3 separate regions of the Mus musculus genome follow, and all the other regions are linked to region 1. The links are chromatin loops, found by intact Hi-C in ENCODE. Cell type or tissue: left cerebral cortex. All regions are shown on one strand. Links, peaks and the distances in the headings refer to the core of each region. The heading gives the core; the rest is flanking DNA.

What was found. Peaks named below come from ENCODE experiments on the same cell type or tissue, not always from the same donor. Only the 100,000 strongest peaks of a DNase experiment are listed, where the experiment ranks them.
Region 2: it touches region 1 in a loop (2.2-fold over the local background); 3 of 42 quality-filtered maps call a loop at or near these places.
Region 3: it touches region 1 in a loop (3-fold over the local background); 3 of 42 quality-filtered maps call a loop at or near these places.

What each region holds. Positions count from the first base shown.
Region 1 is chr1:149,851,947-149,862,338 of GRCm38, reverse strand. Pla2g4a (phospholipase A2, group IVA (cytosolic, calcium-dependent)) reads left to right here. Exons shown (of 18, transcript NM_008869.4): 13 at 1,213-1,284; 14 at 4,655-4,894. Among named protein-coding and RNA genes, the nearest start is that of Pla2g4a, 100 kb to the left of the region's middle. In left cerebral cortex, for the core only: CTCF peaks have their summits at 3,445 (motif pointing left) and 5,457 (motif pointing left); DNase peaks (open chromatin) are centred at 2,122, 3,332, 5,371 and 6,521; H3K27ac peaks cover 1,637 bases.
Region 2 is chr1:149,955,155-149,965,546 of GRCm38, reverse strand. It overlaps Pla2g4a (phospholipase A2, group IVA (cytosolic, calcium-dependent)), which reads left to right and starts at 4,257. Exons shown (of 18, transcript NM_008869.4): 1 at 4,257-4,356. In left cerebral cortex, for the core only: no CTCF peak of the experiment used is centred there; DNase peaks (open chromatin) are centred at 2,568 and 4,395; H3K4me3 peaks cover 774 bases; H3K27ac peaks cover 324 bases.
Region 3 is chr1:150,196,912-150,207,303 of GRCm38, reverse strand. No RefSeq gene overlaps it. Among named protein-coding and RNA genes, the nearest start is that of Ptgs2os2, 37 kb to the right of the region's middle. In left cerebral cortex, for the core only: a CTCF peak has its summit at 5,104 (motif pointing right); a DNase peak (open chromatin) is centred at 5,105.

The DNA.
Region 1 (10,392 bases), core at 1,216-9,215:
TGTGTCTTTTTTACTACCCGCCTCTGCTGTGGAACAGAATTACTGCTGTCACAGTTATAATAGGAAAAGAAAAAAATCACATTTTGAGTATTTTATTTTGTTGAATTTTGTAGTTATAACTAATGCCAGTAAAAGTGAAATTTAACCTCTCAGGAATTTACTAACCTTTTCATTATGTAACTGTCCATGCATCTGCTATTTATGTGAGCTTAACAAATATAAAGAGAGAAATATGGGGAGCTGCATGCCACACCCCTTGGTTTTTTTTTTTTTTTTGAGCTTGCGTTTTCCCAAGTGGTTCTTGTGAGTAAAATTGCTAAATTTGGATCTAGTGTATTGAAATTGAATAAAAAAATATAGTCTTTTCTATTTGCTAGCAAAGAAAAAGAAAAAGTCACTACGAAGCATAGTTCACATGAACCAGCAGAAAGTCTGATTTTTCTGCAAATATTAATCACAAGAATAGTTGTCAGGTTTCACAAATTAGATGCATTTCCCCTGGGAAAAGGATGGTGAAATGTTAGACCAGCTTTTACCACTATGTTGATATTAAGGCTATGTAGTGCTTCTTAGCTTTCATGGCTGGTCTTAGTATGCTTTGAAAAGAAAAAAAAAGACAAATTATTCACATACTGGAAACCGACAGATGGTTTTCAGTGTTGGCAAAAAAAATCAGAAGTTAAATAAAGTGAGTACTTGTTCTCCATGTTCTGGAGACTGTTTAGTAAGTAGATCATTTGTAGATCTGGTTTTGTCCTTTATTCTCTTTCATAAACACTATTTAAAAATATAATCAAGCAGTTATTAAAGTTACAATGAACTCATAAAAGCCCTTTCCTTAAAACTAGGAATTGATAAATTTACATTAATTTTGTTTACTGGGATATTATTTCACTCAGTGATACATTTTTTTTTAAATTAGCGAATCTGGTAAGTGTCCACTTACAACACTAAGGCTAAAGTTCCAGGGAGACACAGTAGTCCTCCTCCTGTAGTTTTGCTCTGATCACTTCTCCACAGTTAAAAAGGAATGCGACCACCACATAGCTCTGGTTGGCTTGGAACTGGCCTTGAACCCGGAGAGTTCTGCCTGCCCCCACCTCCTGCGAGCTGGAATTAAAGACTTGCACCAATACTCCCTCGTCTGCCCCGTAAATTTAGTTGTGAATCTGATCCCCAAGATGTCTCAATGATTTTGTCTTCTTCCCATAGAAAATATTACAGCAAAGCACATCGTGAGTAATGACAGCTCCGACAGTGATGATGAGGCTCAAGGACCCAAAGGTGAGAGAGCGAGAGCTTCTGGGAGAGTGTGAGGGGAGGAGGGGAGAGCATTGTCCATCCAGTCCACCTCTATGTCTCTAAGCACTGATGACCTTCTAAGTCCTGAAGTGTCAGCATGGGGGCTGTCCAGAGGCAGACAGGACTGTTGCATAGAACATGAGAGGCAACACAATCACACCTTTCCCTTGCTTTTAACGTCTCACATATATGTACATACTCCAACAAATGGGCCTGTCTGAGGTGGCGCCCGTACTGAATTCTGTCCAAAGCCTGATTAACGAGCTGGGACCTCTTAGTGTGGAAAGCGGGATTGGGGAATATGTTTAGTGTCTTTAACATTCGTGAAAATATTTACATTTAAATAGTCATTCAGCCACGTGAAAGGTCTGCCTGGGCGCCTTAGCGTTCTGCTATGGTCAGTAAACCAACTCTAACTAAGAACGCAGTGGTGAAATGTGTTAAAATTATCAAGACTTGTTGCACATTTGACCTGTGGGTATCAGGGATTCATTTTGCATTGGGACACAGCAGCGAGATATCAGTTTGGTGTGGGTCAGAGTGGTCAGCAGGACATTTGGGATGAGGATGAAGGTGAGGAGGATGAGTGAGGGTGAGAGATATTGGTTGCCGCATGGTATTTGTTGTTAATGAAAAAATGAGAAGATTCTATATGTGGACAACTTTCCAACAAAACAGTTGATAAAAATGCACCCAGTAGTTCACACATACATACACACACACACACACACACACACACATCCCAATTATCACTAAAGAGTAAGATTCTGTTCTCATAGCCAGGCTGCTCTTATGTCTTTATAAGACAAGTTTATGCAAGGCTCAGAGCAGTTACCTCACCACAGGATGTAGCTGCTCCTGACCATGGCATAGGGAAGAATGTGCTGTGCCTTACACACACACACACACACACACACACACACACACACACACACACACACAGAGGGGAGGGGATGGAGCAGGAGAGAGGGAGAGAGAGAGAGAAATAAAATAAAAAGAAGAAATAAAACAAAAAACAAAAAAGCAGCCACCCTTCTGTCATCTAAGCCTTTAGCAGGATGGTGCCAAACTAGGGTTCAGTGCTGGGTTACCGATTTGACTGTTAGCCCTGCTTAATAGCTGAAGCCCTGGAAAGACTGTAGGAAACATACCTTAATTCGAAAGTCTTCATTTAAAAGTTCAAATTTTACATTTGGCTAGTTGATCAGACTTGCATTTTTAAATTTGTTTTTGATGAAGGAAACAAGCCAAGTACAAAGGGGCCCTATGCCCTATGTCAAGTATTTTGAGAATAGTTAGGAAAGGTCATGAAATGGATGTAGCTGATTGTTACTTACTGAGTAAATCACATAAGTGACCAGGACATTTAATCACGATTCAGCAGTAGCCAGTTTTTGAGGCTGAGAAGTTTAAGAACTTTGAATTTGCTGTTTTTGTTTTAGTTTTGTTTTAAGTTAGAGGTTGACACTGTGAATATTTTTTTTATTAGTTCTTACTGTTCTTTTAAAACAAGCATTTTAGGTTCCATGAAAGATGGAACAGATAGGTCATTTTGGTAAATCTCCTGCCCCATACTCTCCCAGACAATGTCCCCTCCCCGCCCGCACTATAACTTGTTCCATCAGAGTGGTACTCTCTGTTACATGGATGCCCTTCAGTGGACGTGTCCTGGTCTCTAATGCCCAATGTGGATGATGCACTAGAGTGTCACATGGAGTCATTTTACAGCTCTCAAAATCTTCTCTACCTAACCATTGGTCAGCTGGGGAAAACTAATTCCTTTGCTCCCTCCATACTGTTGTCTCTCCCTGAATGGTATATAATTGGAAACATGCCGTCTGAATCTTTTTCAGGTCCATTCCTTTTTTCTCTATAATGAAGAGTTTGGTTACTCTGATGTCTGCTTACGGCTTTATGTGTGTTTAGTATATATTTATTGGAAATTGTAGAAGTTGAATATAGATGCTCATCTTTCAAAACACACAAGGTGGTGGTGGGTGTAGTGAGTTGGCTCAGCAGTTAAAAGCACTAGCTGCTCTACCAGAGGCCCCTGGACACCTGTGGCAGCTTACAACCATCTGTAATTCCAGTTCCAAGGAATCTGACGCCCTCTTCTGGCCTTCTCAAGCAATACATGTAAATGTGCAGACAAAAACACCATAAAGTACAAATAAGTTTTTTAAAAATTAAGAAAAATAACCCATGGGGCTGGAGAGATGGCTCAGTGGTTAAGGGTGCCGAAAGCTCTTCCGAAGATTGTGGGTTCAAATCCCAGCAACCACATGATGGCTCACAACCATCGGTAATGAGGTCTGATGCCCTCTTCTGGGATGTCTGAGGACAGCTACAGTGTACTTACATGTAATAAATAAATAAATCTAAAAAAAAAAAAAGAAAAATAACCCATTAATACACAGAATTTTATGTATGCGTGTATAGTTATTCACTTGGTTCCTAGATGCCAGAGCAGAAGGGTTCTGCTCAGGTGTTCTTTGACACTGATAAGATTATGCTGCAGTTTGCCAGCTGTAAGACTTTCTATTCCCAGCTGGAATCGAAGGCCAGCCGCTTCCCTGAGAACTTTACCCTGAGATCCAAATCACAATAACTCTCATTATAATCCTGCGCGATTGACTTCCTAATGAGGAAAGGAAGGCTGGAAAGTGGTTCCTTCAAACTCACTAAACGTGGAGAGGATTAGAACACAGAATGAGCCCTCCCCTAGAGTTGATCTGGGCATAGTTTGCGAGGAGGAAATCATTTGTCATTGCTTCTCTGGACCACTGGTGAATTTTAAAACACTTTATATCATTTGTTTAAATTACAGAGTTTTAAATCCCCAGACTTTATAAGCAGGTCATAAGATCGATGCATGAGAGTGTTTATTTATCAGCAGTCAGATGGTGGGTCTGCTGTCCTGCCTAGCTTTGTGTAATTCTTGGATGTTTATTAAGCAGGATATGGACTCTTAGGAAAAATTAGAAAACATAGGTGGTAGTATGAAGTAATATGGACTCTCAGTGTGTGTCTGTGTTGTGTGTGTGTGTTGGATGAAAGAGAGCTAGGGAGAGGGAGAAGGAAGAAAAATTTTTATGTGAAAAATTTAAATAGATCCAGAGGTTTCAGTGAAGAATATAGACTGACCTTGTGTGTAGGTAAAAGGTAACTATGAGGACTTGAAAACAAAAAACGACTGGGCATTTATATTCTGTTATATTATTTTATTTTATTGCACAAAAGCCCTAGAACTTTAGTTTTAATTTTGATGATTAACAAAGCTAATAATAGCCAAAACCTGTACATTTTGGCACGTGTGTAAATATTTGGCATGTGGCATGTTCCTCCCCTTCAGGCACCGAGAATGAAGAAGCTGAAAAAGAGTACCAAAGCGACAACCAAGCAAGTTGGGTCCATCGGATGCTAATGGCCTTGGTGAGCGACTCGGCTTTATTCAATACCCGAGAAGGACGTGCCGGAAAGGTGCATAACTTCATGCTGGGCTTGAATCTCAACACATCATATCCACTGTCTCCCCTGAGAGACTTCAGCTCTCAGGATTCCTTCGATGACGAGCTCGACGCAGCGGTAGCAGGTATGTAAGCCGTCTAAGCTACTTCAGGATATCTTTAATTTTAATTGGGGAGAAGCATTGTAATTATGGTCAACATTTAACTAGACTCAATTTTAAGAACATTGACTTGTGAGAGACATTACTACTACTGCTACTCCTACTACCACCACTACTACTACTGCTACTATTGAAGAAAAATACATTGGTTAGGTAATGGCCTAGCCATGCTAGTATAGAAAATATTCTTTGAAATACTTTCTTAATTGATCAGGGTTCCCCTAGAGTCAACAGGAAACCTCTACCGTGATAATTATAGAATAGTGTAAAGTAGGGAAATAGGTGCTTCCAGAGTTGTTCCAAGGATTAGAGAAGCAAGTCCGAGGCTTCCAGGAGTGACTCCAAAAAACACCAGACTCATTCCCCAAACGCCTCCACAGTCGTGCCTGGCAACGGAAAGAGAAGAAGCAGCACAGCTATGTCTCATTTCCTCCTTTCTATCCCGTGGGCGGGCCTCTTTGGAAAAGGCCAGGTCTCTACAGATGGGATCTTTGAGGATGCGATGAAAGTTCTCTAGGCCTGGCGCCCCCTTGTGGTAACAGGGAACGTGCAGCACAGGGGTTGGAGTGGAGCCTTCTGCAGTGCCCATCTGGACAGGGAAAATTCCTCTCCAGTTTTCAGGCAAGACTAGGAAACCTTGTGAAGTTGCTTGGTTAAGAATCTAGTCACTTTCACACTTGTCCCTAAGTGAAATTCCCAAGTGTAGTAACCTTTTATTCTTCAGTTCCCTGTGACTTACAGATTAAATGTTACGTTAGCCTTGCTGGTAAGTTATATGGGATACATCTTTTATATGGTGGCCTGAAATTTTCCTCTCAATCACCCCATCATCTTATCTTAGTCGTCTAAATATCATTTCTTAATCATCTCTGTCTTAAGGTCATTACTATGATGCTGTAAAACTTTAGATCAGATAAACAACAAAACTCCCTGAAGCTTTCCCATTGCCTTTGGAAATTATTATAGGCTTCAGAATTTGTTGTTGGTTTCTGTTTGTTTGACTTTAAGGGGAACAAATGTTGCATTTTGTATTGCGTGCACGGCCTTAAATTCTTGGATATGAGTTACATTTTTTCTTTATTTCTTTATTTCTTTTTTCAAGACAGGGTTTCTCTTATAGCCCTCGCGGTCCTGGAACACACTGTGTAGACAAGGCTGGCCTTGAACTCAGAAATCTGCCTGCCTCTGCTTCCCAAGTGCTGGGATTAAAGGCGTGCTCCACCACTGCCCGGCATGAGTTGCTTTTAATTATACATTTATTATCCCCAAATCTATGCAGATTATCTGTAATAAAAATCTAATTGTGATAGAGTAAGTTTACCCGAACTAAAAATGGATTAAAACATACAGCTGGAAGCATTATTTTTCTTGTTTTGTGACTATACTGTTTGTCTTAACTGTCCTGTGGTAAATGCTTCTTCTGAAACTCGTGCTTTACGGTGACTGCTGACAGAATCAAGCAAATCATACTCATAGCTGTTAGATCTATAAAGGACCTTCAGCTACTTAACTTTCTAGACAAAGAATATCAGAGAAACTAGTTCTGTTGTCTTTGTTCCAAATGGCTCAGCAAATCTTGGCTTGGGCCACAGGTCTCAGGGGCTGTTCTAAGTCTTCCCTCCATCACACACCACCCATCCCTGTGGCTTTATTAGTCATTGTTTTGCTGATGTAAGAATGGAAGTTTTCTTGGTGTATACTTCGTTTCATCTCTTTTTCAGTATCATTTTGCCAAAACAGTTCATCTGAGGTTTGCACTGCATACATCCTAGCAAACGTTCCCCACATTTCAAGAACTTCCTGGTAGTTTTATAGTATCCAATATGCTTTTATTTGTCAGTGTTAGGACCATAAGAGAAAGCACTGAGTTCCAAATTAATTTTTTTAATATTAAACAATACATTTATGTGTATATAAATAACACAAAAACATTTGGGACCTATGGAGAATAAGCAATCATTTGCTGCTTAAGTGAGATGAGAATTGAAAGGGGCCACCCTGTGTTTCGGTGACTGTAGGAATTATGCCTCTTTATTGTTTGTCTTAACAGTTGTTCTGAACCCTCACCTGGTTTCTTTCTTTCATTCCTTTCTGCACTCGTCCAGAGTTTAGATGCACTCGCAACATGCTTGGACCTCAAGATTCACCGGCCAGCGTGTTCTGTGTAACCTCTGCTGTTGTGAAGATTAAACACACTTTAAGGCCTTTCTTCCAGGAGCTCGTTCATGGGAGGATTTCTCTGCTTTGGCTATAATAACACGAATAGGAAAGAGAAAACGAGCCACTCTGAGGGAGCTCTAGGTCAGTGAGGCATAGCGATACACAAGTGTGGCCAGCCTGGGGTTTCCCCTTGCTGTGAGGTTGGGAGAATAATTGCTGTGTATATATCACCTTGTCTCATGCCTTTTCCCTGAAAAAATAAAAATAAAAACACTTATTAGCAATTTAAAGAAGTAAAATCAACATAAGGAATGAATCATTCTAAAGTGTATAGCATATACACTAAACATTTGTTCTTGAGATTTGTTTTAGAGTAGTACGTTTTGGTTATCTAGTTATGTGTCAGTGTATGTGCACAAGGAGGCAAGAGAGGGGTTGGCGCCTTGAGGCCAGACTTCCAGTTGTGCACTGCCTGATGTGGGTGCTAGGAATGAAACTTGGGTCCTTTGCAGGGACAATTTGTGCCCTTAAACACTGAGCAACTTCTCCGGCTTCAGTGTTTGAGAGGCTCTTGACGCGTTCCAACGGAAAGTTGGTTTCTGTTAATAATCTTGGAAAAAGGTTTATTCTTCCATCTCAGTAAACACTTCATTTAAATTATTTTTTAATGTGATTTGTGTTTACTTGATTGAGATACACATGTAAAAGTTCTAATTAGTTCAATAATAAATTCCTCCAAATGTATTATTTAGATACCACCATTGCTAGACATAATTGTGTATTAGGCTGAATTCACCGAGCTTGTTAGTGTACATACAGATGAGGGTTTTCCAGAAAGAAACCTTATCTTCTTCCCGTCCTGTAGGAGTTTTAGAAAAATCCCATGTTTATTGTGAAGGCTAAAAGGTTTATCACAAACTGTGATCCCTGTGGTTCAAATGAGTTTATTAAAATTCCTGTGTATAGCTCAGTGCATAAAGTCACTTACTGTCTTGTCTGACACCCTAAGTGAAACCTCCAAGACTCATATGACAGAACCAACTCCCTCATGTGGCCCTTAGCCTCTATACATGGGCAATAGCATGTGTGTGACCTCCCGTCTCACACAGAAAGAAGTAAATAACAGTAATAAAAAGTGAAACAAAACCCAAAATACCCCTTCTATAGTGTACAACTGAAATGCCACTTTTAAGATAGTGAGAAGATATTCCCCTCTTAATTGTACACATTCTTTATGGAACCTAAGGAAAAGTAAAGGCTTTACATTTTAGATTTTGTCCAATGTACACATTAATATTGGAAGAAGCTTATATCTTATTCTATGGCAACTCTGCTCATACACATTAAATTTTGAGTGACACAGTTTCTTAGTCTAAAATGAGTAAAAAGGTGCAGTTATCTCATACCTAGGACTTCAGCTTTCAGACATTTTGAAACAAGATAAATTATAAAATAATAAAAATTGCCATATTAGTTGTGTGTGAAATAGTTAATTGTCTGTAGAAATAAATTTTGGAGGAGTTATTCATCAGTCACGTGGCTTCTTTCCTGTTTACTTTGTGTTTATAGTGTTTACTGTGACACACATTATCTTGACTAACAAGTGGACATGAGATAATTCAGGCCAGAGTTCAAGACACAGATATCCAAATATTTGTCTGTTGTAAATTGAATCTATGTGATGGATTCATCAGATACGACATAACTCTTTAAGGCAGAATTCTCAACTGGCAGGTCACTACGCTTTTGGGTTTGAGCCTTTCATGAGAGGCATATATCAGATATCCTGTATAACAGATATTTACATTAAAATTCATAATAGCAAAATTATAGTTATGAAGTAGCAACAATGATTGAGAGCCAGAACTGTCTTAAAGGGTCGAGACATTAGGAAGGTCATGACCCACGGCTATAAGGAACCATTACTGACTTATAGCAGTGTTGTTTCTGTGTATGTCAGGGAACCAGATTAACTCACTCACAGGCTTGGGGAGTTTGTGTGCTTTCAATCACAGGAGCATGTTTGCCCATTGTAGTCTAAAACACATTTTCCACATATTAGTACTTGTCACATGATAAATTGGTCCTGAGTACAAATATACTTTCAAAACCTGATCTCCCCCCAACCCCCATCCCTTCCACATAAAATACTGGGAGAGCCTACTGAGTTTAGGTGCTACTCCGAGGGCTCTAATACGTTCAAAGCCAACTGACACTTAAAACCCAACCAGACCTTTTAATAGTTGGATATCTTCACCAATTAGTTGGCATAATTTCTAGTTTGTTATAAAGTAACAATGAATGGTAGCTTACTGTGGGGATTAAGAAGTTCTCCACACAAACCACTGTTATTCCCAGGGATGGCAAGGAGAATAGGAACATGCCATCTCCATGGCTATTCCTGTAAGATATTCAATTCTGACTTGCTGAAATCTGTTTGGTGATGAAAGTCTTATTTTGTATGCAGCACTATAGTTAATGATTCCCAAATGTATGCTGATGGCAACACAACAAAGGTGGCTCGGTGTCAGTTTATCTTGGAGGCAGGACAGTGGTACTCAGTCGCATGCCATTTAGGAACCCACCTAGAACATGCTCAGCTCCTCAGAGACAATCTTGGGCTTAAGAAAGGGAGACAGCTGGTTTTCTGACCTGTTTTTTGATGACTCTCTTAACTAAAACAAAAAGAGAAAACACTGGGTTTGCAAAGCCAAACTACTTATGAATTCTTGTGTTTTATTATGCTAGGAAACCTCTCTGCAGTAAACAAACATTGAACGTTGTGTTTACCCATGCTCAGGTGCTACTGATGTGTTGCCATGGAGCTTGAAGGCATTCGTGGGTCGTCTCTGTGCTCTCCAGTGGCTGCCTTTTGAACTATCTACTACAAATGACTTCAGTGTTCTTGACTGTATGCTGCTCTCTCCTTAACCTTTGTACGTCTATGTTGTCAGGTCTTTGAGGCAAGGATTCTGAAATTATTAAATAGACAATTCCAGAAATATTGGTTCTGTGGTTCTGTTCCAGATCAAGGATGTCATCTCAGAACTGTCTCCTGTGGTCATGGAATAGGTGGATGCTCACTCCTCCCTCACCACGTTGTCTTCTGATACTTCTGCCATGGCATTCCTCACTGCCCTGTCCTGTCAGTGCATTTACTTACGTGACTGTAGGCTCACAGCATCTATCAGTGTGTACTCGGCTTGTTCAGTCCCCAGACTTGTGCATGAATGTGGGCACACAACTAGTGCTTATGGAGTGTGCTGTTTAGACTTTTATCTTGGATCCTTATCTCATAGTAT
Region 2 (10,392 bases), core at 1,004-9,003, 100 kb before region 1:
AGCTCTGCTGTAATTCGAGAAATGCTTTTTCACTACACTGGGTTAGATCTGACCTCCTCTTCTGTTGTTTCTGTTTGCCCACCAAATTCCAACAGTGGCGTCAGGATCCCCTTTGGATTTCTGATTTAATTTAGTCCTTGTTTCTTCCTCATTCACTTCAGTGCTTGTTGTTCAGTCTCTACTTCACCCCCTAGCCCGCCCCTCACCACTGTCCACCCCTCCTAACTCCTCAACCCCCAGCCCTCCCTCCTCCCTCTCCAGCCCCCAGCCCCCCTCCCACCCCCCCCCCAACTCCTGCTGGAATTCTCATGCATGTCTTTCAAGTTTCATGGGCCAATTTAGATTTCTATGTGCATACCTCCTGGTTCTTTTGTCTGGAACATCCCTCCCATATTTGGTTTCCTCCTCCAAGCCTCAGCCAAAATGTTACTTCCTTAGACAGGCTTTCCAGGACCACCATAGCTTCTAGAATCCATCTTGTTCTCATCTAGTACCTTTCAAAGTCCATCATCTAGGATGTAGGTCCAGGAAGACATGGAGCCTGTCTGTCCTGGCTGTTTCTCTCTCTCTCTCTCTCTCTCTCTCTCTCTCTCTCTCTCTCTCTCTCTCCAGTACCTTCTAAAATGCTATTTCACTTTACTCTTTTGCCCCCCATGGGTTAAGGAGGATCATCTACTGATTTGAAGGTTGATCTCTGCTAGTAACCCCACAGGGATCCACTCAGAAATGATGTTCTCCCAACAATCTGCTTTCCCAATAACCCCAGACTAGTTGATACATAAGGTTTATGTACCAACACAGTAGTACGTGACGAGATATTTAACTTGGCTGTATTATCAATGCTTTTCTTAATGGGCCACCAACAGGAAAAACAATTGGATTATTTTACTGATTTGTGTGTGTGTGTGTGTGTGTGTGTGTGTCCACTTGAAGAGTGCATGGTGTGTATATGTATATGTGGGTGTTTATATATGTTATAGGTATATACCTGCAGGCTAAATTTGATATCTACTGCCTTCCTTGGTCACTTTCCACCTTATATATTTCTAAAAGTAATTTTATTTTTTTTCTGTCACTTATGTGTGGATGGCCTAAAAGATATGAGATTTTCTGGAGCTGAGATGTAGGCAGTTGTTTGCTGCTCAACTCAACATGGGTTCTGGAAATCTAGCATTAATTCTCCGAAAGAGCAGCAAGGGCTCTTGAGCCATTTCGCTGACCCCTCCACCTTATTTATTTATTTATTTATTTATTTATAGGCATGATCTCTTAATGATCTTGGAGCTCACCAACTCAGTAGATTATCTGACCAGCTTACTCCAGAAAGCTACATGATTCTACTCTCCAGTGCTGTGGTTGTAGAAATGAATTGGCATTAATAGGGATTCGAGGGACAAGGACCCAGATCCTCGTGCCTCCTTGGCCAATACTTTTAGCAACTGTGTCATTGCCCCAGACACTCATTTAGCTTATTTGGAGCAAGTATCAGTCTCTCATTAATTAAATGTTTCATTATTTATTTTTCTATGTTTACATTTACTCCTATTAAAATTGTGTCTATTATATGAAATAATATATTATTCAATATCTTGCACATGCATGTGCACATGTGTACTTCTGGATGTAGGACAATAACTTTCTAGAGTCAGTTTTCTTATTCCATCATAGTGTGGGATCCAAGGATCAAACTTAGGTCAATACATTTGTAGTATTTTTTTTGTTTTGTTTTGTTTTGTTTTGTTTTGTTTTTAAACCCACTGAGCCAGTTGGACAGCCTTGGTTTTTTTTGGGTTTTTTTGTTTGTTTGTTTGTTTGTTTGTTTTCCTCTCTCCTCTTTCCCCTCTCCCTTTTCCTCTTTCTCTGAGCCTAGGGCTCATGCAGCTGTAGGTGACCTGGAACTGCCTATGTAGACCAGACTGACCATCAATTCCCTGAGACCTGCCTGCCTTGGTCTCTCTCTGGAGGGCTAAGATTTAAGGGTCATCCCATGACCAGAAATTTTTGGAAAAAGCGGTTTGCAGTATATATTTGTTGCAAGTTGTCACATTCTTTTTTTTTTTTACTTTACTTACAAAAATAAATGGGATAACTGTGGACTTTGAAGCCATGTGATAAATAAAATGAAATGAAGTCCTGGCATGTGACTATTTTTGTTATTTGGGTAAAAATCAAATTATCCGTTTTGTAGTGTGTCTAACTGAAGAAAAATGACATGAATGTAAAGAATGAGGATTTTTCAAAGTAGGTGCTGAGGCCTGATCATGTATTTTAGAGACTGAAAAGTAGAGAGTTCCTGAGCTTGCAGGCAGTGGTGTTATAAACATACATATAAGAATTCTGTTATTATCTTGGCCCTAGGCAACTGATGTGCTAAAGAAAAACCTTCTAGTGACATCTTTCAAGGCTTGGCTACTTGAGAAATACAGGAAATTTACTCAGAGATAATTCTTTCTACTCAGAATTGCCTCAACACAGAGGCAATGGGCTTAGACTACACACTGTCGTCAGCACATTTAAATTCCAACAGCATAAATATTTTCAAAACCCTGCAGTGCCTGGAAGTCCTTCTGTGAGATGAGTAATGGGGTTTGTGCCCATTGTGACAGAGTCACTAAAATTGGACAGGAATTCCCTGCACCAAATTTAGAGGGATCTTGGAGAGCAAAAAACAACTCGTGAAATTGTTGCTGCAAGTGGATAGAAGGAATTAGGGTAACCTAATTCCTAACCCAAGTGTTGGTGAACACAACTTACGTGTAGCCATATTTTCTGCAGTGGATTACCATATTTATCTTAACTTCGTGAATCTGTCTATTCATACCACATAAACTTGTACTTTGTGATAGAATGGAGGTGTCAGATTTGCCTTTTACTTTACTCATGAATGGAAAAGGAGCCTTTAAAAGTGTAATTGCTAGGCCTGGGTGGCATGTGCTTTTGATTCCACGGAGGTGGTGGCAGGAAAGTCAGGCGTTCAAAGTCATCTGTTGCTAGCCAGTTCAGTTTGAGTCCAGCCTTGGTTGCATGAGAGCCTGCCTCCGACACCAAAAAGGAGTAAATTATGAAACGAGAACAAAAATGCATCCCTCCTTGGTTTATGCTTCAGGTCTTGCCTCCTGTTTTCTGCTTTGAATTTCTACTCTGACTTCGCTTCCTGATGGACTGTCAGGACCTGTATGCCCAAATAAAACTTTCCCTTCACAAATTGCTTCTGGTCAGAAAAATTTATCCCAGCAATAGAAAGCAAACAGAAGAAGAAAAGATGTGCTTTTAAGAAATATTGAGGATATTAATTAGGAGATAAATGGTGGCGTTGTAGAGAGGAAGGGGCTCTGCTAACTGCCTTTGATATGGAGGAAGCCCTGAAGGCATTCTAACCAGGGTACTTAGAGTAACAGGATTTCATGAATTGTCAGGACGTCTGTTTGCCTTGAGATATGGCTTCACTATGTAGCATAAGCTGACTTTGAACTCATACATGTTTTTTTTTCTACTTCCCACATGACAGTTGTGAGCTACCACGCTTGTAATAGATACAACACTTTCTTCACATAGAAGTTATTATATGCTTCAAATTAGATTGCAGATTCTTCCTGATTTGTTGTTACTTCTACGTCGGAACTTATGGGTTCTATTCTCTGAAAGGGCTTAAACAACTCAGAGGCTTTGAGTTTGGGGAGAAAGGCTTGAACAGGTTTGCTTTTCAAGGTTGTCCAACACTGTTCAACTGTAAAATGTATATGCGTTTTGTATTTGCGGTTTGTTTAAAACTTCACCTTTTAAAGACTCTAAAAATTCTCAACATAATGCATTATCTTTTCAACTTCACTTTTAGTCTTTTGGAAAAAAGAGGAAGTAGTGACTGCTTAAGGGCAAGCAGCAGCAGCAGCAGTCTCTCTCTCTCTCTCTCTCTCTCTCTCTCTCTCTCTCTCTCTCTCTCACACACACACACACACACACACACACACACACGCACATGCACACACACACACACACACACACATGCACACACACACATAGGCACGCACATGCATACCCCCAGGACCAGTTAGGTCACATGTTTTTAAAGCATATTTTCATGCACACCCCTAGGACCAGTTAGATCACATATTTTTAAAGTATATTTTCTGACTCGAAAGGCCTGTTTCTGAAAACTAAACATGTCCATTTAGAATGTTAGTCTTCACCAGAGGAGCTCGCTTGAATTCCACCTTAACATCCACAGAGACCAGCCCACTTCTTAGCCCCTCCTACCAGCCGGAGAAGACTTTCTAGAAGTCGGAACTGTGAAGGGCTCCCGACTGAGAGCCAGAAGGCACAGAGAAGCCTGAGGATTCTCATTTAACTCTGGGAACTGTAAGCAATGCATTTACTCTCCCTGCCTGCTTCCTCTTGCACTTTCCATCGCTATCCGTGGGCAGCTTCCCAGGAGGAAGGCAGCCACGCGTGCTAAAACTTCACTTCTTTCACTCCTCTGCCTCTGGGAAAGGTTCACAACGCAGGCTTCAGTTTCCTTCTAAGTGAGGAGGGTTTGGTTTCCTGGGTCTAAGAGCAGATTGGAATAAAGGTATAGGTTGTTTCCTTCAGCGGGTGCTGGGAAATTGAGTCTTTATAGAGAAGTGAGTTGGCGCGCCTTTGTGTCCCACGTGATGCTACCCAGTGATTCCTGACTCCTGAGTTTGAGTGCTGCTTGTAAAGATGTTTAGGGGCAGTTTGGTGACTCATTTAAATTTTAATTGATAAAAAGAGTTATGTTCGCAGAACATTCCTGGGTATTTAATGGGCTGCTGTGTGATGTGACTTATAACACTGAAAAACTAACCTTGAACTAACAAGCACCGCTGCTCTCAGGCTTTGGGTAACTTGTGACAGGACAACAGGTCAAAACAGTTTTTTGGAAAATATTCTATCAAGTTGCACACTTGTGAATATCATTTTAGAACTGAGGTTCTAAAATCTAAAAGATGGAAGAGTGAAAGGGACTTGGTTTTGAAATAAATGACTTAACATCTTTACTTCTTTTACAATTTGTAATGATTTAAATAGATTCATCACTTCAGACACTTGGTTATGAAAAATGCTCCTGATGTTAGCTGTTGGTTTAAACTGCTTTCACTGAAGGCTGGTGGAGAGCAGCATTAGAGATGTGCCACTTAGAAGGGGTGGATTCGCCCGGCATGGTGGCGCACGCCTTTAATCCCAGGGAGGCAGAGGCAGGCAGATTTCTGAGTTCAAGGCCAGCCTGGTCTACAGAGTGAGTTCCAGGATAGCCAGGGCTATACAGAAAAACCCTGTCTCGAAAAACAAAAAACAAAAAACAAACAAACAAACAAACAAACGAAACAACAACATAAAAAGAAGGGGTGGATTTTAGTATTATATTTGGGATTCTAATTTGGGAAAAAGGAGTGTATTTTGTGTTGCTTCTGTTTGTTGAATACATTTGAAATTGCAGTCAAAGAGATTCACAGAGAATTTAATGAAATAGACCTATCCAGTCTGAAATTATATCACAGATATAGTGAGACCTGGCCAATGAAGCTGGTCTCTGTTTTCATTGAGCTCACGAAGAGTTAAATTTTAAATTAAGCAATAATTGTGAAATGCATAGAGAAGTTTAATGGCCTTCTCTCAAAGTTTTACAAAACTTCCTCTAAGGAAAACATATTTTATGGGAAGAGACACTTTCATTTTAACTGTATACGTTTTTAAAATAGCATTTTATATTTATTTTTAAATAGAAAAAATAAAATTATGAAACACATGTCTTAGCCTCTCATAAGGTTCATGTCAGAGAACTAAATTGGCTTGTCTTTAACCCTTGTCTTTCCTACTGTTTTTTCTAGTCCTGAAGCAGATTGTTCGATTGTTTAAATATTAATAAACATGCTTGAGGAGTAAAAAAAGAGTAAGAAAAAAGTTGCCATGTTTGTTTTCCCTTCCTTTCTGTATATCACCACATCTCCCCACAGTATGCCATCATGCTGGTAAAATTATATATATATTTATATATACATAATATATATTTCTTTTTCTTTCTTTTTGATCTCTAACTCCTTTACAAACATTTTGAGGACTCAGGAGTTCTCCTAAGGTAATGAACACATGCTTGTCCAGTGCACACAAATTTGAAAGAAAGAAAGCAATTCACACATTTGCCAAAGACATGGGACATTTCATAAACCTCTGGATTTTCTTATCATTTATCAAAGTTAAGCAGCAAACGCTTTCACATGTGAGTAGGAGCTGCCCCACTGTCATACTGAGAATCTCAAGGGGCACTTGTTCACTGATAGCCACTCTAAGCTCCCTACTACCATGAATAGAACCACTTCCTAGAAAGCTAGTGACCTAGATTCTAGACTCAATTCCAACAATATTCTCCATGAAACATTAGGCCTATCATTGTCTTCAACTTTTGATGAGTCTTTTTGCTTAAACACAATATGCATAAGGGAGAAATTGATGCAAGTTTTTCATTGGATTCTGAAGTATATCTATATATTCTGCTTTTGTCCTAACTTTCTGAACTGTATTTCCCAGATTGATCGTGTTTTTTAATATTATTTTTATTACAAAAATAATTCACACTTATTGTCAAAAATCTTGTTAAATAATAGAAAAATTGCAAAGAACAAAATAAAAAAATACATACTTATTCTCCTCTAAGGAGTTAATTGCTTTTAAATGATTTTTGTCTATTTATTTACTCTGTTAATATTTATTGATTATCTAGCACACATTACCACATAGGGAAAGAATCCATGTATTTTCATTACTTTATGCTTTACACATTTTCTTTTATACTATGAGTATAAAAGTATATAATACTATGAGTATTATATAGAATCTACTCATAAACTCACAAATTTAGGAGTTAGATTTTATATGGCATTCTCCTTTGATTTATGATTTTATTAAAACATCTTTTTTAAAATAATTGTGACTCTATATTCATCCATACTTTTAGCAAATACTATTAAGTCTCTGCTCTGAGTCATATATCATGTAGGGGATGATAACCTATGAACTAAAGATTATGAGCTGTCTTCAGTTTGTGGATATGTTGAACTGACCAATTGTACATTATTGAATATTTAGATTGATTGTAAATATTAATCTAGAACCATTATATTAGTTTGTATAGCTCAGTATGATTCAGCCTTACAAGTGCATTTCTAGATAGCAATGAGATCATAAACTACCTAGTTACTTAATCTCCATATTGTTATTTTTTAGCTGTAAAATAGGAACAAAAATAAAATTCAGTATGCTGACAGTTCTCAAAACATTTAACAAAATGGCACTGAGTACTAGTTAATCTTTGCCATTTTGCTTTGGAAGAGTGTATCCATTCTTAAGGAGCTTGAGTAAGCTTAAGTAGCTTAAGTATTGGAGTTTGCCTCAGATAACATTGAATGGTATCATTCAGAATAAGAAGAGAATCCAGTCATTCAGACAGCTGCTACCTTATTTACAGTTGTATCTCTTTCTTAACCAAGTTTGGCAAATGTTCAGAATGGTTACTTATAAGGGTGTGTTCCATGTGACTTTAACAATTTTTTTCTCAGTGTTAACTTTCAGCCTAGCAAATCTGAACAGCTATAGTTCACATTATCAAAAATCTTTTAGAATCCTCATAGATCTTGGAGAATGTCAAGGGTCTTAACAATACAGGTGTAATTCCAAAGTAGAAACAGAAATCCTGTAGACACTTTTCCTTATTTTTTTTTTTTTTTGGAGTTCGTCTCAGTGTTTTATGGAACTTCCCTTCACAACAGATGGTAACGCACAAGAACGTGAGAGCAAATCATGTTCTCAGAGAGTCATAGTTCAACAAAATTGAGGAAATGCAAGAGAATTCTGAGATGCCTCAAGATTTCTGTAGCATCTCTCACAGCACTGGAGACATCCAGGCTTGCTTAAGAGAAAGTAGGGCAAAGGCCAAGAGCTTGTTATGTGATGGCTGCCAATAAGAAAGTTTGTAAAAAGAATGTCCACGTTTGTTTGTCAGTAATCAACTTTGACCAACTCATCATCTTTTACATCACTGGGATCAAAAAACAAAGCTGGGAACAGACCATGATTAAGGGGTTCTTCTTAGAGAAGGCAGCTAGCAGAGAAAGTATTCTTCCAATCTTTTGATACCATCACCTCTGTGTGTGTGTGTGTGTGTGTGTGTGTGTGTGTGTGTGTATTGCAGGTGGGGCTGCAGCATGCTTTTGCTGCTCTTGGTGTGTAGACCTCAGTGTTTTACTGTTTGTGACTCTTAATCCACGCATAGTAATCTTTAAATACAGTTTCCTTCTCTTCTTAAACAAATGTAAATAATTCAATGCTGACGAGAAGCAGTTTTGAAAACCTGTACTACCAGTTTAATCGTTTAATTAATTCAAATGTCTTTACAGAAACTCAACAGGCATTTGTTGAGTAAGCTGGGACTAAAAGACAGTAGACAAGGCAGACTTTATCTTTCTTTTCTTTCTCATTAGCATGTGCAGCTGTGAACAATTTGCTTAGTCTTCTACTCCTTTGCTTGGCCTTGGAGTCTACAGGCAATTTTATCTATTTTAAGTAAAGGGTAGGTTTTGAGTTAGCAGAAAGTGTCCCAAATGTGTCTTTTTTTTTTTTTTTTGCATTCTTATCAAATATAGAAAACTCGTGTGTCTGCAAAACTCAACTTATATTTTCTTGCTCATTTGTTTGTGTTTATGAACTATTTTGCAGTTGTTTAGTTTGAAGAAAAATGTGAGTTCTATTATGTCCTATTTATATAGTGCAAATGGTTTATAGGAAGGCTACATAAAAACTTTATTCTTAACTGAGGCTGGTAATTCCAGCTACTTGGGAAACTGACACAGGGGTTAGCAAATTCAAGGCCTACTTGGGCTACACATTAAGGGCCTTTGCTTGTCAAGCATTCACTACACTGTAGATTCTTCCCCAAACACTGAAAAAGCAAAAACAAAACAAAACTAAACTAAAAAACAAACACCACAAACAGAACAGAAAATTCCATTCATTTTTTGTTTTTTGTTGATGTTGTTGTTGATAAACTGACTTAGCAGAGCACTACTGTTGACATTTACAGATATGAAAAAAGAAATTTGGGGGCAAATCTCTCTCTGTACAAGCTTGTGTTCATGGTATCCACCTGATATACTTTGTATACTTTTTATTGAAGCAGCCAAGTTGTTCTTATTCCCTCTTCTTGATGTGCCTTATTCGTGATTGTTAGCCTTCTCCAGCTGGGGTTAACAGAAAATCTGTAAGAGGAGGCTCAGCACAGATCGTGGTCCCAAAGCCCAGTCCCACAGAAGCTCATTGCTCTGTCCTCACCAGCTGCTCAGTGATTGACAGGACACTGCACCGACATCCCAGAATGACTGAAAAGATTAGCTTCAGATTTGTAATTTCAGGGTTTTTGAACTACTTAGTATTTTGTATAGGCACATAATGCTTTAAAGAAAATAAGGCATATGATATTTTATCAAATCTACAAAATAGACATATTAAAGACTGATTAATTTTTTATGAATCACAATAAGAAATACTTATTTAACGGAAGGATTTACATCCAGGTGGCAACAGAGAAATTTTTTTAGACTATGTAGAGTCTTAAGGTTCTTTCAGTCTCTGATTATGCTGGACAGTATAAGGCATTTGCATTTACTCTTTGTAGAACAAAGTGAGAAGTTTACTTTTCCATGCAATCTAGAAGCTTACAGGCAAGAAGACAGATGCTTCTTGGCAGGGCTTATAAACTTCAATTACGAACTATTTTCAGTATGCACATGCATGACTTGGTCATAAGCAACAGCCAATGCCTGGATGCTGGGTGCAACTCCGTCTTTAGAAACATTAGGTCAGCAAATAGCTTTAGAATTTCAGCCAGTGAATTGGCACACTTCCTATTTGCACCACACTTCATACCCACAGCTTTGACAAGATAAGCAAGTTGAATGCAGTGTAAAAGCATCGAACTGGTTGTTAACCCCTGGGCGAAAGATATGTCCTTGTTGGATTCACAGATCTGAAATTTCAGAAGATACTACTCATTTGGGGTCATCTAGGGGAAGAAAAAGTGTGTATTAAATTTTTTAGGTTCTGATGTTTACTTAAGGAAACGAAAAGGCAATCGATTCTGTGGATTTTTTTAACCCGTATTTTATGCAATATTTTGAAAGCATTGAGAGAAGTAATTTAGAGAAATTATGTGAGAATTTATAAAAAATCAATTTGGAGGAAAATGCATTAAGATGTATACATGTATAACGATATAGATCATTAATACATACTATTTCATCTATAATTATGGTGTTGTATTAACAATCAACTACTTATTCTGTCCACCATAACCTTAAATAGCTTTCTATATCCTTTTCATCCCAC
Region 3 (10,392 bases), core at 1,391-9,390, 340 kb before region 1:
TCTTGTGAAAGTAGCTCCTAAGAATACTTTAATTACTACATCTATCTTGGGAAAACTAGTCTCTGATCACAAAGACCAGCCATTAACTCCTATACAATGTGTTTCTGACCTAAAGATTATGAGAACTTTCTAACCACTTAACTGCTCAGCATCTGGAATTGCAACTTTGCAGGGGATGCTCCTGTATCTTATGTCCTTCCTCGTGTGTGTGTGTGTGTGTGTGTGTGTGTGTGTGTGTGTGTGTGTGTATGGGAAAAAGGGAGAGAATATTTTTTACCAACTAAAGCCCACTACTCCTGTTGCTTCTGGGTGTTACCACAAGACTTTGTATCATGAATTACATGAATTGGCTATTCATATATATATATATATATATATATATATATATATATATATATATATATATATATATGTGTGTGTGTGTGTGTGTGTGTGTGTGTGTGTATGAATAATATATAATATAATATAATAATATGTATATGAGTTAATACAGTTAAGGTATAAACTGTTATCCCTACAAGAATGTGAATAAGCAATCTGATTCATAGGAGGCAGAGTCAGATGAAGAATGTAGCAGTGAGAACTTCATTTTGATGAATGCAATCATCTTAGAGGCTTAAGGCCATCCCTATCAACAACCCAAGAGTGTAAAGACAATACCAGGTATTTAAACTGTAACCTCCTTCAGCCTAGGCAGGCTGGTTCAGACTTATGCCACTGAGGCAGGGCCACCTGCAGTGCTGCTTCTCTGACTCACCTAGTTTCCTTTGATGTGATACTGCCTGCCACCTGCCGTGAGGCTGAACCAGTTCTCCAAGAGTTAACTGCAACCTGTGAATTTGGTGACTTTCTGCTAAAAGGCTGTGCTGACAACTTAGCATCTCAACATCAAGAAACTTGGCATGACAGGGAATGGGTTTCCCTCTTTATAAGTGCAGACTTTTATTAAACATCTGAGCCTTGATCAGAACATTGTCTTGGATCCATTTCTCTCTCCTCTGCCTAGTTTCCCCTCTCTTTTCAGCCCCGGTTTGCCTCTCAGGTGTAACCCAGTTCATGTTAGCCACGGCCTGGTTTCCAACATTAAACTTTTCCAGGAATGAAAAAGATCAGGTACGTTATCTTAGACCTGAAAAGTGCATAATGGAAATGAATTGTGGCTTTTGAGTTTAAAAGCTCCTCTCCTCTTTTAACTGTTCCACAGTCCCAGATCTGACAGTATCTTAAAGTCATCTGACTAAAGTCTCCATAGAGTCCTAGTGATCTTTCCCATGGTCTCAAACATCATAATACATTCATACACATATAAAATATAAATAATTGCTAAAGTTCAACTAAATTAATCTTAGTTTCAAAAAGAATAGTTTGAATTTAAATTCCCACAAAATAAATATAGTAGGCAAATTAAACGTATTTATTATAGTGTATTTCTTTTCGTTTTATATTTTGTTTTGTTTTGAGACAGGGTTCATTTGTGTAGTTTTGGCTGTTATATAACTCACTCTGTAGACCAGGCTAGCCTCATATGCACATAGCTCTGTTTACGTCTGCCTCTCGAGTGCTGGAATTAAAGTTATGTGCTACCAGGCAATTTGTTGGTTGACTCAGAGTCTTGGCTGGTGTGGAACTTCCTGTGTAGACCAGGTTGGCCTTGATGTTGAAGTTGAATTGATCTAACCCCCGCTATGTTTCAAGTACTTGGGTTGCAAATAGAGGTCTCCAGATCCGCACTACAACATATTTCAAAAATATTTACACTAGATAGTCTTAAGTTTCAAACCTGGGACAAATGGCTGAGGTGCCTATTGAACATATCAGAGTGGACTGCACTGGCCTGATCCTCCCAGCATACCTCAGTCTTTACCTGTTACAAGGTATGGCTGGCATACTCCACAAAGTCCCCTAAACTTTCCAGTCCAGGGGCTGGGCTGACCTTCCCCTAGAGACTTTTCCAGATACCCAGTCCTTCTGGTTACCCACCTGTTTTGTGCCTTTGACCTCCTAGTGGCTGTACTTGCTTTCCCTCTCTCTTTCCTCCCCCTCTCCCCACATGGCTCAGAGTCATGTTTACTATGCTCTCCTACATATCTACAATAATATTTCTTCAACACCATACCTTAGGAGTCGTATCCTTTCCTTTTCTTTTCATTAATTTTGTTCATCCAGCTAGGACCATATAAAAGTCCTGAAACTTGCTGTTACTTTTTTTTTCTTAACAATTATTTCTTTGTTTTTATTGTAGAGTCACATGGGGGAGAGATAACTAAAATTAAGAGACATTTGAGGGATTGGAAACCTAATCCAGTAGACGCTTCCTAAAATATGTACATATATGAGGGTCATGTAAATGAAATCCCCAAATAGTGGGGGAGGCAGTGCTCCAACTGGTCATCTCTTGTCCCCAAATGCAGCTTCCAGTCCTGGAATTGGGTTACAATTACTTGAGTTGTTGGCCAAAGAGGTGTCATGGAAATCCCCCAAAGAACCCAGGCTGTTGGCAAGACAACAGGTTGCTCTCTACAAACTGACAGAAGGCCCCTTTACTGATGACAATGCCTACATAACTCATTGGAAATGGAGAAGTCAGACTGCTGCCTGTAGAGACTCTTTGCCCCTATGGTACAGTGTTTTTGGTATAGGAAGGTAGTCTGTAGACTAGCAAAAGAGAAATACAAACACCAAGCCAGCCACACAATCTCTGATCTACAATTGTGTCTGTTAGCTTTCAAACCTGGGGCAAAATGCTGAGTTGTCTACTTAACATATCAAAGTGGGCTTGGCCATCAGGTTCTCCCAACATCCCTCAGCTCCTACCTGGTACAGGGTCCTCCTGTCTGGTGTATCCTGCTGCTTTACCCCAAACTTCTCCAGCCCAGAGACTGGGTTGTCCTTCCCCCAGAGGCTCTTCCTATATAATCATTTATTCATTCACTCATTCAGTGTGCTGCCTGCAGGGTATGTTAGAGCAATGGAGAAACAAAGCTTGTGTGTATAACCAACCAATATCTGATTTGACTTAAGGTCAATTCCATGTGATTCACAATCGACATTGCTTGGGAGACAAAGAATCAGAGACTAACTAGATAGCCAGGGACCTAGGGCAAAACCAAACACTATTGATCTACATTTTTTAAAAAATTAATAATAATTGCCTCCGAATGATATTCTGCTATACTCATAGATCAAGGCTTTATTCAGTCATCATTAGAGAGGCTTCCTCCTGCAGAAGATGGGAACAGAGGCACAGACTCACAGCCAAACATGAGAGAGAGAGAGAGAGAGAGAGAGAGAGAGAGAGAGAGAGAGAGAGAGGAAAGAGACTCTGAAACACACAGCCTTAATGGGATGTCTCCATCAAATCTCTCTTGTCAGAGCATGAGCAAGATTCATATGAACTTACAGACACTGAAATACCTTGCAGAGGTCTTTACCAGGCCCTCTACACTTAATGTATGACTTTCAGTTTAGTGTTTTGATGGAAGTCCTGAGTGTGTGTGCCTTCTCTTTAACTCTCCTGATTGTTTGTCTTGTCTAACATCAATGTGATAGTTTTTTTTTAAACCTTACTATATTTTATTTTGTTATATTTTGATATTTTATATTAGAAACTGGTTCTTTTCTAATGAGAGACAGAAAGGGAGTGGGGTGGGGGGAGTGGGAGAGGAATTGGGAGGAGTAGAGGGAAAGAAGACTGTTATCAGGATAGTTTATGTGAGAATAGAATTTACATTCAATGAAAGAAAAAAGATTATAAGGAAACATTCCTTTTTCTTAATCAACTGCACTTGTATTTTATTTAGAAATGATTTCCTGTTCCTGCCTCCTGTATCTCTTCCCTTCACCGTATCTGTCTACATGGGCTCAATTTACATGTATGCCAATGATTTATTTGAAACGTCTATTTGAATATATCCTTTATTTATTTTATCAGTTACATGGGATTTTTTTTTCATTGCGACAGAAGGAGTAGGGATTTTCCAATCTTTAATCTTCAAAAACTTCCCTTTAAATTTCTTGTAATTCATAGTTGCAATGTGGGATAGCCCCATGATCCTTTGATATAAATGACACACACACACATTAAAAGTCACCCGGTAAGATGTGTTCTCGTAGTCACCAAGATCTTTCTCTATGCTTGGTGATTCACAGTAACAATTTGTTCAAGCACCAATGAAGGAGAAGCTACCTAGGCTGACATGTCTTTGAACCCAGTGTAAAATGGCCTTACAACTCTAGCTGTCATGCCAACAATTCTATTTCTCATTGTTTTAGTTTTCTATGATAGTGTAGGCTTTATGGTAACATGTTTTCTTTTAAGATGCCTTATTCTCCATGAGAGGCCTGACTCTAATAGATACCACTTTCCATGGTAAGGTCTCTTCTGTTTGTTTATTTTTGTTTTTCTTTAACATTTTCTTAAAAATAAACTTTTAGAGAAGATGAATTCGAAGTTCCATGAAAAATTTGAATTTGTATGATTACATTACTCCTGAATTATTCTGTAATGCTTTCTATCATGATCTACTACTTATTAGAAGAGATCAATATAATAAAGATTTAATAAAGTTCCATGTTGTTATTAAAAAATCTTTATGGACTTTTTTTTAAACTAACTATAGAAACCATAACTACAATGTAGCCTTTATCTCAAGGGGTTTAGCATTCTTTTGATGAATTGCATTAGATTTCTCCAAAATCCTAGCTGCTTTGGGAATGAAATCAGAATAGAAAAGTATTCAAAACATTGAATATGGTAGAATTTGTTAGAGTCAGACCAGGGCCTGACTCATGATGAAGCCAAAGATGTCTTCCTAACCCAACGCTTACATTTAGGTCCCCAGGCCTGTGGACCCCCACTACCTAAAAACTGTCCAGCCCTCCAAAACACTTATCTATCCTAAATTTAAGCAACAGTGAGGGCTTTAGCATGTAAAAAAACTTGAGGCCACTCACAGAACTAAGATAAATTGATGTGCAGAAAACAGTGAGTCCAAAGCCTTTAGAAGAGAAGAAACACAGAACACAAACAATTGTCCTCTTGTTTAAAAAAATGTTATCTTAAAAAGCAGAACCTAAGTGTATATCATGACTCTCCAGGAGAGGGCTGTAGTATGCTGTATTTTTTTCCTCAAACAATATGATCTTGGGACATTTAATATTTTTAATGCATCAATGAATACTTTTTGGTAAAATTGCTAGGCGTCAGTTTTTGTATATCTAGCTATGAATTCGCTATGGTTCAGAATATAGTGTATCTCTGCTTATCATCTGTTCCACACCACTTAGCATCTTAACAAGGCATTGTAACTAAATCACAGGGAAAGGAAAAGATAAGAAAAATCAGATTACTTTTGCTTGTCACTTGTAGCTCTAGTTTCTGAGCTGTTTGAACTTGGAGAATAAGTCCTTTATTTGATTGGATAGTCAATATAATGCCCCTTGGCCCTTTTCTACTTTCCCCAACACTGTCTTTCCCCTCTAGTGTCATATAGGAGTGATGCTGTTTCTATGGTAAATTCTAGCCTACTGTCCATAGCTGCTAGAGTCTAGGTGACTGTCTGACTTAATTTGGGTCATCAGGAGTATGATACTAGGATGAAAAGAAAGAATAAAAAAGAGAAAGGAAGAAAGGTTGGATTGATGGAAGGGAGAGAGAAAGGGAAAAAAGAAAGTAAAAAGGAAAGTTATCTACTGATTAAACCTCCATCTGGGGCTCCATCAACATCTCTAAATCTATAATGTTTCTGAAATTTTCTAGGGAGGGAAGACCACAAAGAAAGCCAAGGAACCACAAATAGAAAGGAGGAGAAAACTTTTGGAGATGTCCAATAAATCACTGCATTTATCGTGACTAAGAACAAAAGAGAGAATTTTAAAAAAATTATCTTTAATCTTTTTTAAAAGTTGAGTCATTATCCCCCTCCTGTTCCACCCTCTGATAGTTCCTCATCCCATTCCCCAACCCCCACCTCATCCCTGTCTCCCAGAGGATGTCCCCATTCCCACCCCTACCCTGCTAGGCCTCCCCACTCCCTGGGGTCTCAAGTCTCTCCAGGGTTAGGTGCTGCTTCTCTCACTGAGGCCAGACCCCGCAGTCCTCTGCTTTATATGTGTCCAGGGTCTCATATCAGCTAGTGTATGCTGCCTGGTTGGAGGCTCAGTGTATTTGAGGTCTCAAAGTTCAGGTTAGTTGAGACTGCTGATCTTCTTATGGGATTACCCTTCTCCTTAGCTTGCTCCATCCTTTCCCTAGTTCAACCACAGGGGTCCCCAGCTTCTGTTCATTGGTTGGGTGTAAGTGTCTGCATCTGACTCTTTCATCTGTGTGTTGAGCCTCTCAGAGGGCAGCCATGCTAGCTAGGCTCCTGTCTGCAAGCACACCACAGCATTAATAATAGTGTCAGGCCTTGGAGCCTCAAAAGGGAGATTTCTTATTTTTGAACACATTGGATCCTAAATATGAAGTATGTATAACTTTTAAAATGTTCACAATTTGATAAAGAAATTAAGTAAATGATATCCTTTTTAGTGGTCAAATTAGTATACCCAGGATTAAAACAAACCCCATTCCTATTCCAAGATGTGTACTCTTAGACTCCAAAGTATATAAAATTGCATTGTTGTGCTAATAGTAAGGAGCTGTGGAGAATACCTTTATATAACTTAATTATTTCCCTAGGAAGTTTGTAAAAAACTAAGTTCACAAAATGTATTATTCACTTTTAATGAAAAATATTTGCTTATTTTTATTAGTTTTTACAAAGTTAAAATGAATAAAATTCACGAGAAAAAAAGATTTAATACAAGAGGTAATTCAGTAAGAATGTTACCTATTTAGTAACATTCAAATTCACTTCTAGTAGAGACAGTGAAAATAATCAGGCATTACTATTTACTAGAACAGAGCTAGGAAAGCTCAGGGCTAGTCTGCATAGAAATTACTTAGGACAATAGCTGAGACACAGGAATACACAATGGCCTAGCAAATAGGTGGGTTAGTGGAAGGGAATCCCCCGGTATAGGTTTCTTCACTAGGCCCAGAGGAATAGAATAATCAGGTATTTACTAAAGAAGCCCTGGTGGTGGGTTTAACAATAGAATGCCTCCGAGCATTCACCTGGCTCATGTGTCATGGCCTGGTCCCTGCTACATGTATTCTTTTTGTTTTGTGTCAATGAAACTTGGTGGATGTGTTCACCTGGCCTTTCTTGTTTTTCTTCTGTATAAAAAAAAAATCTGGTGTTCATTTGGACAAAACATTCAGATCCACACTCCCTTGTGTTGGGTCTGTTTGTCACCTCATTCTCGCCGGCTCCATCTACCTGTTGGAACTCCTGATTCCCACGGATTGAGGGGGGCTGACTAGGCTGGTGCATGGCAGTTCCTCGGGTGTGTTAGGTTATTCAGGGCTTGCTGTGGTAGGAGTACTGGGTTCTTGTGGTGTCAAATTACATTGGCTTCTGTTGCTTAAGGTTTTTTTTTTTTTTTTTTTTTTGAGGTAAAGTATGGGCACCTTTATCCTGTGTCCTTTATTTATTTTTATTTATTTATTTACTTATTTATTAAGATTTTATTATTATATCTAAGTACACTGTAGCTGTCTTCAGATGCACCAGAAGACGGTGTCAGATCTCATTACGGATGGTTGTGAGCCACCATGTGGTTGCTGGGATTTGAACTCAGAACCTCTGGAAGAGCAGTCAGTGCTCTAAACCACTGAGCCATCTCTCCAGCCCCTGTTGCTTATGTTCTTTTGCTTGCCTTTCATCATCTGATTATCTCTGGCATTTAACTGGCCTGGGTGTCTCAGATTGGAGCAGGAATATGTCCTGTGGATTGACTAGGACAAAACCATTCACATTAAACAGATTGCAAATGGTTCTATGATCAATGCGGTTTTCTTAATGTCATTTTAGAAGTAAGAAGCCATTCAATGACAATGAGGGGCTACTTAACCCACTCCATATCCAACCAGGACCCAGAGATACAGTTCTGACTGTGTCATATATAGTTTCACAGGGAAAATATGGATGCCAAAACTTTTCGCCATTACTTGCCTTTTCCATTTAAGTCTTCTGGTTAAATAACACATGGAACATCCAGCCTTTCTTTCTAGCTTATTAATTAGCTGGACATAATTTTTTATTTTTGTTTAAACCAAAATCAATCAAAGAATATACATTTTAATAATTATTAGAAATAGAAACACTGGCATATGAAAATTAAGATGATAACACACTGAACTATCATATTCTATAAACACAGGTAAAAGCTTGATATGACTAATAACTTGTTATAATTAAAGAATGCAAATAATAATTTAAAGGTTAAAGCATTTCCTTAATATAAATTTATCCTCATTCCTCATAAAACTGAATATGAAATTACTATGGCCCTTTCTGATCCGCACCTCCACCTGCACCCATGGCAGATTGGCATGTTTGCTTCCCAACCCTACAATCCTGTCTATCTCCAGGAGGTCTGCTTTCTAGGGACAAAGGTGAGACCCTTACCCTAATATACATGACAACTGGAACCCACACAGAACCCAAAAGTGGTGGGATCTATCCCCCTCTGCTGGATCCCCTTCACCCTTCCAGTCTGCACCTCCACCTGTACCCTTAACAGATTAGCATAACTGCTCAATGACCCCACAGCTCTGCCTGTAATTCCATGTGAACTGCTCTAACCAGGGCCAGAGGCAGCCTGCTCTAACCAGACAGAGACAGAGGAGGTCTGTTCTAACCCAACTCACACAGCCCTACTTGCCTTTGAGGAGGGTAGCTGTGATGCGTGTGCGAAGGTCAGAGGACAAACCTTGCAGGAGTTGGTTTTCATTTAGGCTCTGAGGATTGAATCAGGTCTCTAGGCTTGGTGACAAGAACCTTTATCCACTGAGCCACCTCCTTAATCCCTAAAGACCCTCTGCTCAGTGCATTGTGTATGTTTTGTATCTGCCATATTTAGAACTTTCATAGCTGTAGTTGGGAAGCTGGGCTCTTCTTTGTAAGATGAGAAACCGAGGTATTTTCAAAGATTTACTGAAGATTACTCTTTACTTCTTGAACATAGAGAAAAGCACTGCTCTGCAGTTGTAGGCAGGCTTCCTTCTGAGTAGTAATATTTACATTTTCAAGACTTTGTCATTTCTATTCTGAGGAATACAACTTGAAACTGAATTTTTACTTTTTCTGATTAAGCCTTCTGTCTTCACATCCAGATTAGGAAACCATTCTTTGTAGCTGAAGATTATAACATGGAGCTGACTAATGTTTAAAAATAATAAAGGCGCGATTAGGAAATCATCAGACACAGAAAATGTATGGGGTTTTCCCCAATATGCATCATGTTGACTTAATTGATGCTCAGAGTTCAAGAAGTTGGGGTGTGAGGTCACTTCATGAAGTAATGGTTTATTAAGGATTTGCCTGCAAGAATATACATGGTTGAAAGTTATACAAAGGACTCTGGAATTTTTTTTCTTTTTTTAAAGACTGTGATGGCATCTGGCTTTAATGCACAAAGATGCTAGAGTTAGTCATCTGTATGGGTGGTTTATCATGATGGAAGAACTGATATGGCAATACAGGAAGTGGATGTGTAAACAGGTTTTATTGCCCTACATTTCCTTGCGTGCTCAAGAAAGTACCATTTGTCTTTCTCTTGCCCAGTGTGTACTCCCTACCGTGGTTTTGAATGAAAACTTTTTGGTTTACACAATATTCTGATGGAGAAAGGAAGGCCCAGATGGTATTTTTATAGGGCAAGCCCTTGGGAAATAATATGTTAAAAAATACTATGAGCTCTCTGGTGATGTAGCTCAGTCGGAGGCTGCTTGCCTAGCATGCACAAAGACCTTAATTTGATTCCCAGGGCAGCATGGAGCCCATATAATAGGATATATTTGTTTTTGTTTTTTTTTTAAATTTTAATTGGATATTTTATTTATTTATATTTCAAATGTTATTCTCTTTCCCAATCCCCCTCCCCAAGAAACCACCTATCCCATTCCCCTCTTCCTGTTTCTATGAGGGTGTGTTTCCACCCATCCACCCACTCCCACCTTCCCATCCTGAAATTCCCCTAAACTGGAGCATCAAGCCTTCACAGGCAGGACCAAGAGCCTCTTCTCTCATTGATGCCCAACAAGGCCATCCTCTAGGGAGGTAGAGGCAGAGGACCAGAAGTTCATGAGTTCATGGTCATCATTGACTATGGTAAGTTTTTTTTGTTTGTTTGTTTGTTTTTTATTAGATGTTTTCTTCATTTACATTTCAAATGCTATCCCGTTTCCTAGTTTCCTCTCTGAAAATCTCCTATACCTTTCCCCTGCCCTGCCCCCCAACCCACCCATTCCCACTTCCTGGCCCTGGCATTCCACTGTACTGGGGC